Linked DNA regions of Mus musculus: region 2 is linked to region 1. Evidence: chromatin loops called from intact Hi-C (ENCODE). Cell type or tissue: heart. All regions are shown on one strand. Links, peaks and the distances in the headings refer to the core of each region. The heading gives the core; the rest is flanking DNA. Region 1 holds the start of Klhl15 (kelch-like 15). Region 2 holds the start of Zfx (zinc finger protein X-linked).

What was found. A loop is a pair of places that touch in the nucleus more often than their neighbours do. Peaks named below come from ENCODE experiments on the same cell type or tissue, not always from the same donor. Only the 100,000 strongest peaks of a DNase experiment are listed, where the experiment ranks them.
Region 2: a loop joins it to region 1, with 2.7 times the contacts of the local background. A loop is called at or near these places in 2 of 42 quality-filtered maps.

What each region holds. Positions count from the first base shown.
Region 1 is chrX:94,231,931-94,237,306 of GRCm38, reverse strand. Klhl15 (kelch-like 15) reads right to left here and starts at 2,377. Exons shown (of 3, transcript NM_001039061.1): 1 at 1,887-2,377. In heart, for the core only: CTCF peaks have their summits at 2,358 and 2,578; DNase peaks (open chromatin) are centred at 2,516 and 2,556; H3K4me3 peaks cover 2,564 bases; H3K27ac peaks cover 1,605 bases; H3K27me3 peaks cover 1,663 bases.
Region 2 is chrX:94,119,289-94,124,664 of GRCm38, reverse strand. Zfx (zinc finger protein X-linked) reads left to right here and starts at 1,258. Exons shown (of 9, transcript NM_001044386.1): 1 at 1,258-1,597. In heart, for the core only: CTCF peaks have their summits at 1,256 and 2,140; DNase peaks (open chromatin) are centred at 1,394 and 2,094; H3K4me3 peaks cover 3,265 bases; H3K27ac peaks cover 2,767 bases; H3K27me3 peaks cover 1,383 bases.

The DNA of each region.
Region 1 (5,376 bases), core at 173-5,172:
CATTCAGTCCCCAAACCTGACCATAGGCCACCAACATCACAGGGACAGAGCTAAAATCAGGGGGAAACTGTTAAAGGAACTAAAATATAACATCTTTTCCTTTCTCCCATCTCTCTTGACTTGTCATGATATGTTTCTACTTGTTGGTATATGTTGTCCTAAATAAAGAAAAATAAAAATTTTCAATTCTTAGCACAAATTCTACCATTATTTATATTGTGCGATGCTGGTTTACACACATCATTAAACCAAGTCTAAAGCCTGGCTTCTGAACATCCATGAAGCCAGTCAAGTCAGCCTTGGCTCCATGATAACCCACAGCAAGGCAGAGAGGTCAAACTCAGAAATGCTCAGTAAAGTAGTGATCTGTGAAAATTATCTTCAGAACAAGGGATAAAGCCAAAATATAAAAGCAGTCACTTTAAAGCTGGCTGTTCCTTTTCCAACCTAATCTGTCTTTTTAAAAAATACACAAGCATACTGTGAAAGACCACTGGCATCAGACCAGGGAATTAAAATTTTAACATCTACTCAGAAAAAAAAAGAAGACTAAAAATAATATACTCCAAAATGCTCCTTTCGCTTTTAATTGACTATTATAAGCCAAAACATTCTACAGTTTTGAAACTCTAGAAAGTAAATTCTATTTTCGAGCCACAAATATTTACTATCTTATTTCTTGCCAATTAACAGGTAGTAAAGAGTATTAACATCCTTTACCACTGATGAAATGGGACTCAAAGCACCTACTAAGTGCTGTGATTAAAAACAAGAACTGAATTCCTCAAATATTGCATGAAGTGCTAACAAGTTGAAATTCCCTGTACATTGCTGGATCTACTGAGCATTAGAGAAACATGGATGCATGTGTAAGCTCTTGAAAAACCATTTTCAAATGATTAGAAGTATTCAGTCATCCTGTTCTGTAGATACGAAAAGCAAACACTGAAATTAAAAAACACACACGCTTTTAAAATGACAACAGTAAATCAGATTGACAAAGGAAGTGAACCTCTTAAAAATAAAAAAGACTAAATAAATATAAGGTGTTAAATATTCTGAATAAGAAAGGGGGCTGAGAGGCCTAGAAAGATGAAAAGCCCTACAGTAACATTAAATTTGAATTAAAGGATACCGTTATTTAAATAAGCAGTTGGCATTTTGTAGAGGGAAGGCCAACGAACACTGACTATTAAACAGCTATCCATCACTGCGCTGTTCTGCTAGTCCTTATTTACTTATAATATAGAAATGAAGAGGCAGCAACAGTTAGCCACATTAACCACTCAAGCAAAGGTTACCTAAAGAAAATGACCTTACATTTTCCTACACCACTATACAGCTATAGATTATTTTCACATATATGACCTCATATAGTCCTCACTACCTCTCTGATGTGGCTATTATCGACTACACCGCATAGATAAGAAACTGAGGCTCCGTCCGAGATCTCCTCAGTGCGAGATTTTCTCAGTCGCCCAGTCGGACCCAGACATTCTGATTATGCCGCACGCATTATGCCGCACATTTCGCATAGTTCTATTTAAGGCACAAACAGGATTTTTAAAGGGAAGGAACCGGTTAAGGGGGAAATAATCATGGTACCTGCAGCTCTATGCTGCAAAAAATGGCTGAATTATGCTTCTTCCTTTTTTTCTCCTCTCTCTCTCTCTCTCTCTCTCTCTCTCTCTCTCTCTCCCCCCTCCCACCAGAAAAAAATTTACATTTCAAACAATTTAAGTAAACTCAAAAGACAAATTAGCTCCCAGCATCTACAAAATGTTTGAGTGCGGCCAGTGCGGTGAGGGCCACGGAACCCGTGCCTTCCTCGGGGCCGCGAGCAAAGCCTGGGCTCCGCAGGCCGGCGGCCAGGGGCGGCTACGCACCTCGGGGGTCCTGTCCAGCCTCTAGTGGACGGCAGTCTGCATCAGGAAGAAGTGGGCCAGTGGCCGAACGGTGGGAGGGTCGGGCGCCGGGATGGACCGCGATAGCTCCTCGAACCTCTACAAGGGGCCGCTCCCTGGCCGGGCCGGAGCGCTCCGGCGCCGGGCGAGCTCGCAAGCCCGAGGCCCCCCGAGAAACAGTCCTGGGAAAGAAGACAGCGGTTGAGTGGCGAGTCCAAACAGTTGGGCTAGGCGTGACGCGCGCGGCGTCGGGGCCGGGGCCCAGCCTCGCCAATACCGGGGGATGTCGCGGCACTGCACGGGGCTCGGCTGGAGAGGCGACTCAGGACCACCAACTGGGGGACAGCTGAGGGGGCCGAGGGCAACAGAAACGCCAGCGGGAACCACATACACGACGGCGTCTCCGGGTTTCTGCCCCCAAAGCGCGCGGAGCCTCGGGATCACCCACGCCGGGGGTGGAGGAAAGCGGGAAAGGGGCGGGAAAGGGGCGGGGCGTGAGAGGGCCACGAGCCAGGGGCCGCTCCGGGCCTCGCGCCCCCTGCGGGCCGAGGGAGCCGCCCGGGGCCCGCCCAGGGGGGCGGGGCCCACGGGCTAGGGGCCCGGGCCAGGGTCTCGAGGACGCAGAGCCGAGCCTGTCCCCGAGAGAGGGCGGGGACTGGAAGCCGTGGGTTAGGGAGCAGGCCTGGGAGGCCCCCTTAGCCCCTGAAGGCGCCCCGTGGGGGCCGGCGCGCCGCCTGGCGGGTGTTTACCTTCCCCCTGGTTGAACGCCAATGCCGCCATCTTTCAGCCCAGGCGCGTCACTTCCGGCGCCACGGAACGGGAGCCGGTGTGGGAACCGGGTAGAGGGAGGGTTGTCCCACGCCAGCTGCGCGCCTTGCCCCAGAGGCGGGCCTGCTACTGTAGTGGGGTTGGGGGGTGACGCGGCGGGGCCGGGGCCAGAGAGAAAGGAGGTAGAGGGGCTCTGCAGGAGGGATCCGCTGAGGTTGACCCTCAGAGCCCTGCCGTCGAGGCTGGAGAGACTCGGCCGTGCACTTCCACCCCTGCAGCAGGGTCACTCCGCCTGGCCCGGAGGTGGGCCCCGTGGCGCTGCAGCGAACACACAGTGCGCAAGTTGAGGGCTAGGAAACCTGGAAAATTCCATTTTTGCATCTTGCACACCGTCGGATGAGGGGAGTTTTGCCAATGGTACCTGTTATAAAAGTGACTAGGTGGACGCCAAATGGCAATCATTTTTTATAAGGCAATTTGCAATGAATCATTGCGTCACGGTTCCACTTAGCTTATCGCATGCAAATTACATGTTTCACATGCAAATTTCCCAGAGATGGAAAGAGTCATCGAAAATGGCATTATCTTCACCAAAGGTAGAAAAGTACGAGCTAAAAAAGCGGGTTTGTTTTGCATCAAAATAGGCAAGAAGGAATATACAGAAGGCACCAATTTCAGTTGTTCCTTGAGGAGGGGTCTGTTTGTTTTACAAATCTGCTCTAGAATTCTAGGTCATGGCTTTTAAATACTACCCTTACTTGATTTAAGAAAATGGAAATACACTGTAAGACTTTTGTAAATTTATTATATATCTCTGTAAGAGAGCTGTAGATGACAAATACACAGTTGAAGCCACTGGTTCTACGACCAGTTAAAAATTAAGACAACCGTTAACCATTTCTGATCTTAACAGATCTCTTTGCTTCCCCTGTCTCTAGCTCCACCACCGAAGCCCATCCCCCACCCCCACATCGCCACTTCTCTCTAAATGAATATCCTGATGAACTTTTCAAGAGACTGTGACTAAAAGTGATCAGTATCTCTTTCTAACAAACTTGATTAACATGCCACATTTCCCAAGAGGCCAAAGTAGCACATCGTGTACTGTTTTGCTGAAGTACACTACTTCATTGTAAAAATAATTATTATTTTGAAAATAGGAAATAATCTCTTTTCTGACTTAAACACTGAAAGTTCAAAACTTGTCTCACCTATTCTGTTTTTTCCAGTAGCCCCTTTAATGCCTTTATTTGTGTTGGTTATTTTTAAATCCTAGCTGGTTGGGTGGGTGAGCTGGCTCAGCAGGTAAGGGTGCTTGCCACAAGAGTTCTAGCCTCAGGATCCACAGAGTGGAAGAGAGAACTCTCTTCACTCACAAGTTGTTCTCTGACCTTGACATGTGTCATGCCTGCACACATACACACTTAAACAAAAGATAGTAAACAAAAGATAGTAACAAGATCTTAAATTCTAGTTTGCTATCTTTGTATATTACTGCTTGATTACCCCAGAATGTATTACCTTAAAACAACACATTTAAAACTTAAACTATAAAATTAACTTTCAATTGCACACATTCAATGTCTGAATTTTATGTTTTATATGTCATAAATAGCTAAAAGAGTTGAATTTTTTTACATTAACTAACAGACATGCATTTTAAGCTATACATTACCATAAGTGAGTGATCTGTCTAGAGGTTTCTTTCTGTTTCTGACTTGGAAAACAGACGTGTTTGTCTGGTGTAATAGGTATGTATAACAGTGAGTGGTGTCACAACGTATTCTGATCAGTATACACATTCTCTGGCGTCATGTGATCTCATCTGGCATTTTCTTCTGTTGCTCTGCCCAAAATCTTTTCAAAACGACTTTCCTGTTTCTGAAAGTGAAGGGTTTGTTTGTTTGTTTGTTTGTTTGTGGGTTTTTTGGTTTGGTTTTTTGTTGTTGTTGTTTTTTGTTTTTTGGGGTTTTTTTTTTTTTGCCAATATGTATGAGTGTTTGGCTGCTTGTGTGTATGTGCACCTGCTGTGTGCCTGGTGTCCATCGAAGTTAGAAGGTATCATATCCCCTGGAACTGAAGTTACATGGAGCCACCATGTGGACACTAAGACTAAGCCTCTGCATGAACAGCATATACTCTTAACCACTGAGCATCGCTCCACCTTCCTATACTGTGTCTTTCCACCCATCTATATATGTTTACTATATAGAACCCCCCCAAAGCTATCCTTAACAAATGATGCTGAGCCAGGATAGGTGCTTGCCACACAATCCCCCAGAACCCACATAAAAGTGGAAGATGAGAATCGACTCTACAAGGTTGTCCTCCGACTTCTACGTGTATGCTGAGGCATACCCATCATATACATACACATCATATACATACACATCATATACATACACATCATATACATACACACTGATTTAATTCTAAAAATAAATGTAGATGATGCCACTTTCACTTCTCTCCCTAGGGATGAAAGCTAAGCCCTCGCTGTTTTTTCAAGTACTGTATTATATATAGGATGGTCTAACATTTTAATACCCAGGAAAATAAAACCCCTTTATCTAAATAAACTGACACCTGCTGCAGTAATTCCTGTTTTCACTTGCAGCAGGCATCGCTTAACAACAGTGATATATTCTGAGAAATGAATAAGCAAGTGATTTTACTGTTAGGCAAACCTAGACAGACACCTAAT
Region 2 (5,376 bases), core at 219-5,218, 110 kb after region 1:
TACATTCTTAGAATATGTTTAAAGACACCTCACCCCAGTTTGCAATTTGCTTTATCCTTTTTGTTCTTTAAAGATGTCTTAACTATGGGAAAACAGCTATCAACACTGTCTACCAATATGTCAAGCTGGGTGTCTGAGCACACGTCTGTGATCCCAGCACTTGGGAGGCCGAGGCAAGAAATTGGCTATATCCCGAAATATCCACTGTCTTATGTCCCCCAGTACACCACAAAAAGTTCTATCATGTTAGAGTCTACAGTAATGTACAAACTATATAGTTTAATGTTTTTCGGTGGTAGTGGCCCATGCCTTTAATCTTAGCGCTTGGGAGGCAGAGGCGGGTAGATCTCTTGAGTTCAGCCTTGTCTACAAAGTTAAGTTTCAGGACAGCTAGGACTACTCAGAGAAACCCTGTCTGGCAAAAAAAAAATGCCACATAGTGATCTGGATTGAGAAAAACACAAAACTCCTATTTTTAAGTTTATAAATATTTTGTTGAATCAGATACTTTCACTTCTTTATCTTCTTAAAGTTTAAGAGACTTAAGAATTTTATTTAAAAAAATCTCGATAATTGTAGAGTGTTATAGCATTATTACATACATAAAAGTTATGATCCATAGACTTCCAGTGTAACACACGTGTAGTTTCTATAGCACTAAAAATCTCTATTCTCTGCAGTGTGCTAAAGGCTTCAAAATGTACCTAACCCCCCCCCCCATAAAAAGAGACCAATTTGGCTTCCCGACAGAAAGCTTATTTATTAAAAAAAAAATTACCGGGTTTGGTTGTTATTCTAGGTACCCCCCCAACACTCTGCCTGCACCATTCAAATTGGCAAGGCCATTTTCATTTTGTTTCAAAGTTGTTTTTTTTTTTTTTTTTTTTTTTAAAGGGAAGGCAGGGGACGGCGAGGGTTGCTAAATTTATCTTCATCCCCAGGCACCGGGGATGAAAACACACACACACCGCACACACACACATTTACGGCGGGAGGGGGGTCTGCGGGCCTGCAAACAACTCGAGCCACCGCCTCAGGCCGGGACCCTCGCGGAGAGGCGGTAGGTGTCCCCGAAGGCCCCCGGGGGGTGGCCGCGGCCCACAAACATGGTGGGGGGTGGCCCGGGCCTCCCGCCTCTCGACGGTGTCGGTGGGCCACGGCCTCGTGCGGATTTTACAGCCGAGGCGGCGGCGGCGGCGCGTGTGTGGCGGCGGTGGCGGGCGGGAGCGCGGAGGTGGAAAGAAGGGGGGCGCTGTCACGGAAACTCGGGCCGCCGGAGACCCCGCCGCAGCGAGGCCACTGGGCTCCCCGGTTGCGGGGCGTGAAGGGCGCCAACCCGGGGCGTCAGCGGGACCCACCGGGCGGAGGAGGGGGCCCAGCTACCCTTCCGCATTTTCCTGGGTCTCTCTCCCCGGCGGTGACGTGACGTGCTGACGGCGGGCCCGTGCCGGGGAGCTGGGCCGCTTTTTGTCAGCTCCGAGCTCGGCCCCTCCTCCCTCCCTCCGCCCGCCCCACCAGCCGGAGCCCGGCCCAGTGCTCCAGAGAAAGGCCGGCCTGCAGCACCCGCCACCGTCGCCGACCGCCGCACGACCGTCCGGTGAGTCCGGGGCGCCACTGCGGCCGTAGGGCCTGGTGCGCGCGCGGCGGCCTGCTCTCGGCCTGCTCGGCGGCCCGCAAGGCGCCCTCCCGCGCTAGGCCGGGCGGCGTGGCGCGCGACGCCGAGCAGGCCCCGAGGAGGCCGCAGTTAGGCCCGGGGTGGCGCCCGGGCGCTCAGAACGGCGGTCGAGGCGCGTTCTGGAAACGGGCGGGGACCGGGGCAGTGCCGCCCGGCGGTTGGGGAGGCGGCTGAGGGGTCCCGGGTGGGCGACGTGGCCGACCCGGGGCACCGTGCGGGGGCGAGGCCTGGCGAGGAGGCTAAGGCTGCAGGCATGAGGTGAAGGCCGCAGGCCGGCCCGGCCGATTTTCGCTATGTAAATATCGGCGAGGGGGGGGGGAAGAGGGACGGGGGACAAGATGGCGGCCGGCCGGCGCCTGCTGCAGGCTACGACGGAGGGGGTTGCCGGGAGGGGGAGCCGCCATTTTGAAGGCGGCGTCTGAGGAGAAAATTCCGCTACAGCCCGTGAGGGGGGGTGTGAGAGCGGGCCGCGGCGGCGCTAGCTACGGGGACCGGAGCCCGGGCGCGGCGTCGAGTGTGCGCGCAGGGGCGTGTTCGCTCCCCATGGCGGCCATTGCCCTCGTCGCCATGATGAGCACTTGGATCCCAGGCGCTTGGCGGCAGCGCCACCTTCCTGCCCAGCCTCCCACAGCCCCGTGACTGGCTGCTGTTTCCGCTGTGTTTCAGTTGAGCTGCCGCAGGCGGCCATCGCGGCCGTCTTGGCGCTGGAGCCACCTCATCTGTATGGCCCCGGGGCTCCGAGCCTTTTCCCGGCGCTTTGCTGCCGCTTCAGGGTGATCTGCCGCGGTGGCAGTAGTGGAGCCGGAGACATTTTCTTAGGACTTTATTTTCTCAGAGGTAGATAGACGTGGCCGTTAGGGTGACCCTGGTGCGGTGCTTCTCCGCCAATCGTTGCTTTCACGACTCTGTGAATAAAGAAAGAAAAGTGATGGGAAAGTTCTCACCACTCTTTTGACCAATAGGGGGAAAAAGGCATCCTACGAAAGCGGAAGACTAGCATATCGGAGGGAAGTTTTTGTGTTCCTTTCTGTGGAAACAAGTTTCTTGGGAGGCTGCGTTTGAATTTTGGTATATATATTTATTTATTTAACTGAGGAAAATTAAAGGGCAGAAAGTTATTTTCTTATCCAACGATGTAATGTGACGTATTAGCTAGCTTTCGTTGATTCGCTGTGGTAGCCCGTTTGTGAGGTTTTTAGAGTGGAATCGCACCCCATGAAATTTCTTTCGATCTCACCCGGTACAACTTTGCTGGTAACCTCGGCGTCCCATGCCGGCTGTGCTAGGTGCTGAGAAAGAGTAAGGAGGGTTCTTGTAAGTGGTGGCTGTGGGAGGCTTGTTGTTCAGAAGTAGAAGAGCAAATGTTGAACTGTAAGAAGTGCCGCGCGAAGGCTACATCCGAGTTAAAGTGGGTTTCAGAGCAGACATGGTTTCTGTTTGAAGCATCAGGAAGGAGTTCCTGAAATAGGTGGCATTTTGAGGTTACAAGCCTGATGGCCCAGACAGGCAAAGGGCGTTTCAAGGGTGAAGTTTCTTTAGAGAACAGCAAGTATTTACTGTTTGTCTGAAATGGATAGTATAGGTAGAGGCTTGCAAAGGTGGGTTGCAGCGCGAATGGCAAGGGCTTCTGCTCCGTGGGAAGCAAGTGCGGGAGCTCTCCGACTCCCGGATGACGACACCCGGATCTGTGCTTGATAGCTATCAGCTCGGTTGGGCTAGGACAAGTTTGAGAGAAGTAGGTTGTGTGGTAGGCTGACCAGTGTTTTTATAGTGATGATAATTACAAAGAGTGGTCAGAAGCCAGATTTTATTACCCTTTTAAAATGCTTTATTGCAGTTTTGAATGATCCATTTTTGTTAGACAGCTGGTCCTTTTTCTATATTCACTGTAAATAACGTTTTACTCAGAGTTGTTATTTCTGTAGTAAACAGAGTTTCCTATGATTTCATTTCCCATTGTTGAAAATGAATCCTGGTGCTCCTCGAAGAAGATGAGAAATGAACTTTCCTACAAGTGTTCCCATGATGTTTTTAGGAAGTCAGTTTTGAAAATGAGTTTGGAAGGATGGTTATTAAAAAGCAGTGGCCTTCAGTTGCCCTTTGCAATCTGTTTTGCTCCCTGCTGAGAGTTTTGTTTGAGAGGCTAACTAAGGTTATTTGCTAAGCAAGCCTTCCTGCATGTTTTGATTAATATTTGACTTTTCTAGATGCTTATGTGGGAAATGTGTCTCACAGTTAGATAGTTCTTCACTCTCGGTGTCTTCACTTTTATAGACAGCAACAGGTTGGAAATCTTGCTCCTAGAGAGTGGTTTTCCTAGAGGCCACGGCAAGCTTTAATTAAAGAAATTCTCTTAAGCTGGACAGTGGCGGCACATGCCTTTCACCCCAGCATTCAGAGGCAGATTTTTGTGAGTTTGAGGTCATCCTACATACTGTGATCAAGTCTCAAAAATTAAAAAGAAAATCACATTTAAAAGTTCTCTTTAAAAAGACTTTTAAAGTTCAGTTCTTGGGTGTCGGGGTGGGTGGGGCTGAGAGCAATCAGTGCAGAAGAGACAGTGTGAAAGTCTTCAGTTTAATTAGTGCAGAAAGCTAGATAGTGGACATTCAGGATTAAGATGAAATAAGAGTCAGGTTGTATAATTAGGAAGATTGGTAAGTGTGTATAGTTTCCACCAGGAATGGTTATATACAAAATTCTTTTTACCTTAAAGATCACAGACCCTGATAGTCTGGAGAACTGACTGGTGGAACACTATTGCCAACTTGTCAGTCTTGGGTAAACAAGATACTAGTTTTTGATTTATGTCCACTTTCTTAGGTAGATGGTGATATCTTTCTTTTTTTGCAATTTCCTTTTTTCAAAAAACATGCTCATAGATTGTTTCAAAGAGATTTCCCATCCATTGCTTAAAAATGTTTATAGTCTCCCAACATTGTTACTGATAATGTGTTAATTATGCCTATCACAGTGTCAGTTCATTTTTAAGATGAAAAAAACAATTAACAGGCTCCTGAAATCCTTTACCCTCATCAAAGATAATAATTTTTGTTTGTTTTGAGACCCAATCACATTAAGAAGCCTGGCTGGCTTCAGTCTCCAAATCCTCCTGCCTCAGCCTCCTGAGGCATGTGATTCAGCACAACTGGCTTGGATTCCTTGTTTTGTTTTGACTTGACCTAACTGAAAGTCTAACCAGTTATCTGGTTGTCAGTGTCTCTTCCTATTCTTGATTTTTTTTTTCTGTGTAGGCTTTTTGCTTTGCTTTTTGTCTCTATGTAAGGATCGCCCTACCTCTATCTAGTCTTGCTGTCTGCCCAAACGTTGGCCTGCCTCCTTTGGGATGGAGCTTTGTCAATTCCTTTTGGTTGGTTTGAGACAGAGTTCTTCTCTGTATGTAGTTCTGGCTGTCCTGGAACTCATTGTGATAGTCCAGGCTGACCTCACCTCTGAGTGCAGGGATTAACCTTGCCTAATTTGGTCTCCTGCAACTTTGCTGGTTCCTTTCCCTATCCTTACAAGTGTTCTTTGATTTGCTCGTTGTACAGAAACCTCCCCAGTCTTCTGTTTGCTTTAACTTTCCACTTCACCTTTTACTAAATCTAGTAATTGCCAAATCAGGACATTTCTACCACATGCTAATGTTGTCAAGTGTTCTGTTTCACACTCTGCTTTTTCTGTCTCCTATGGTGGGATTT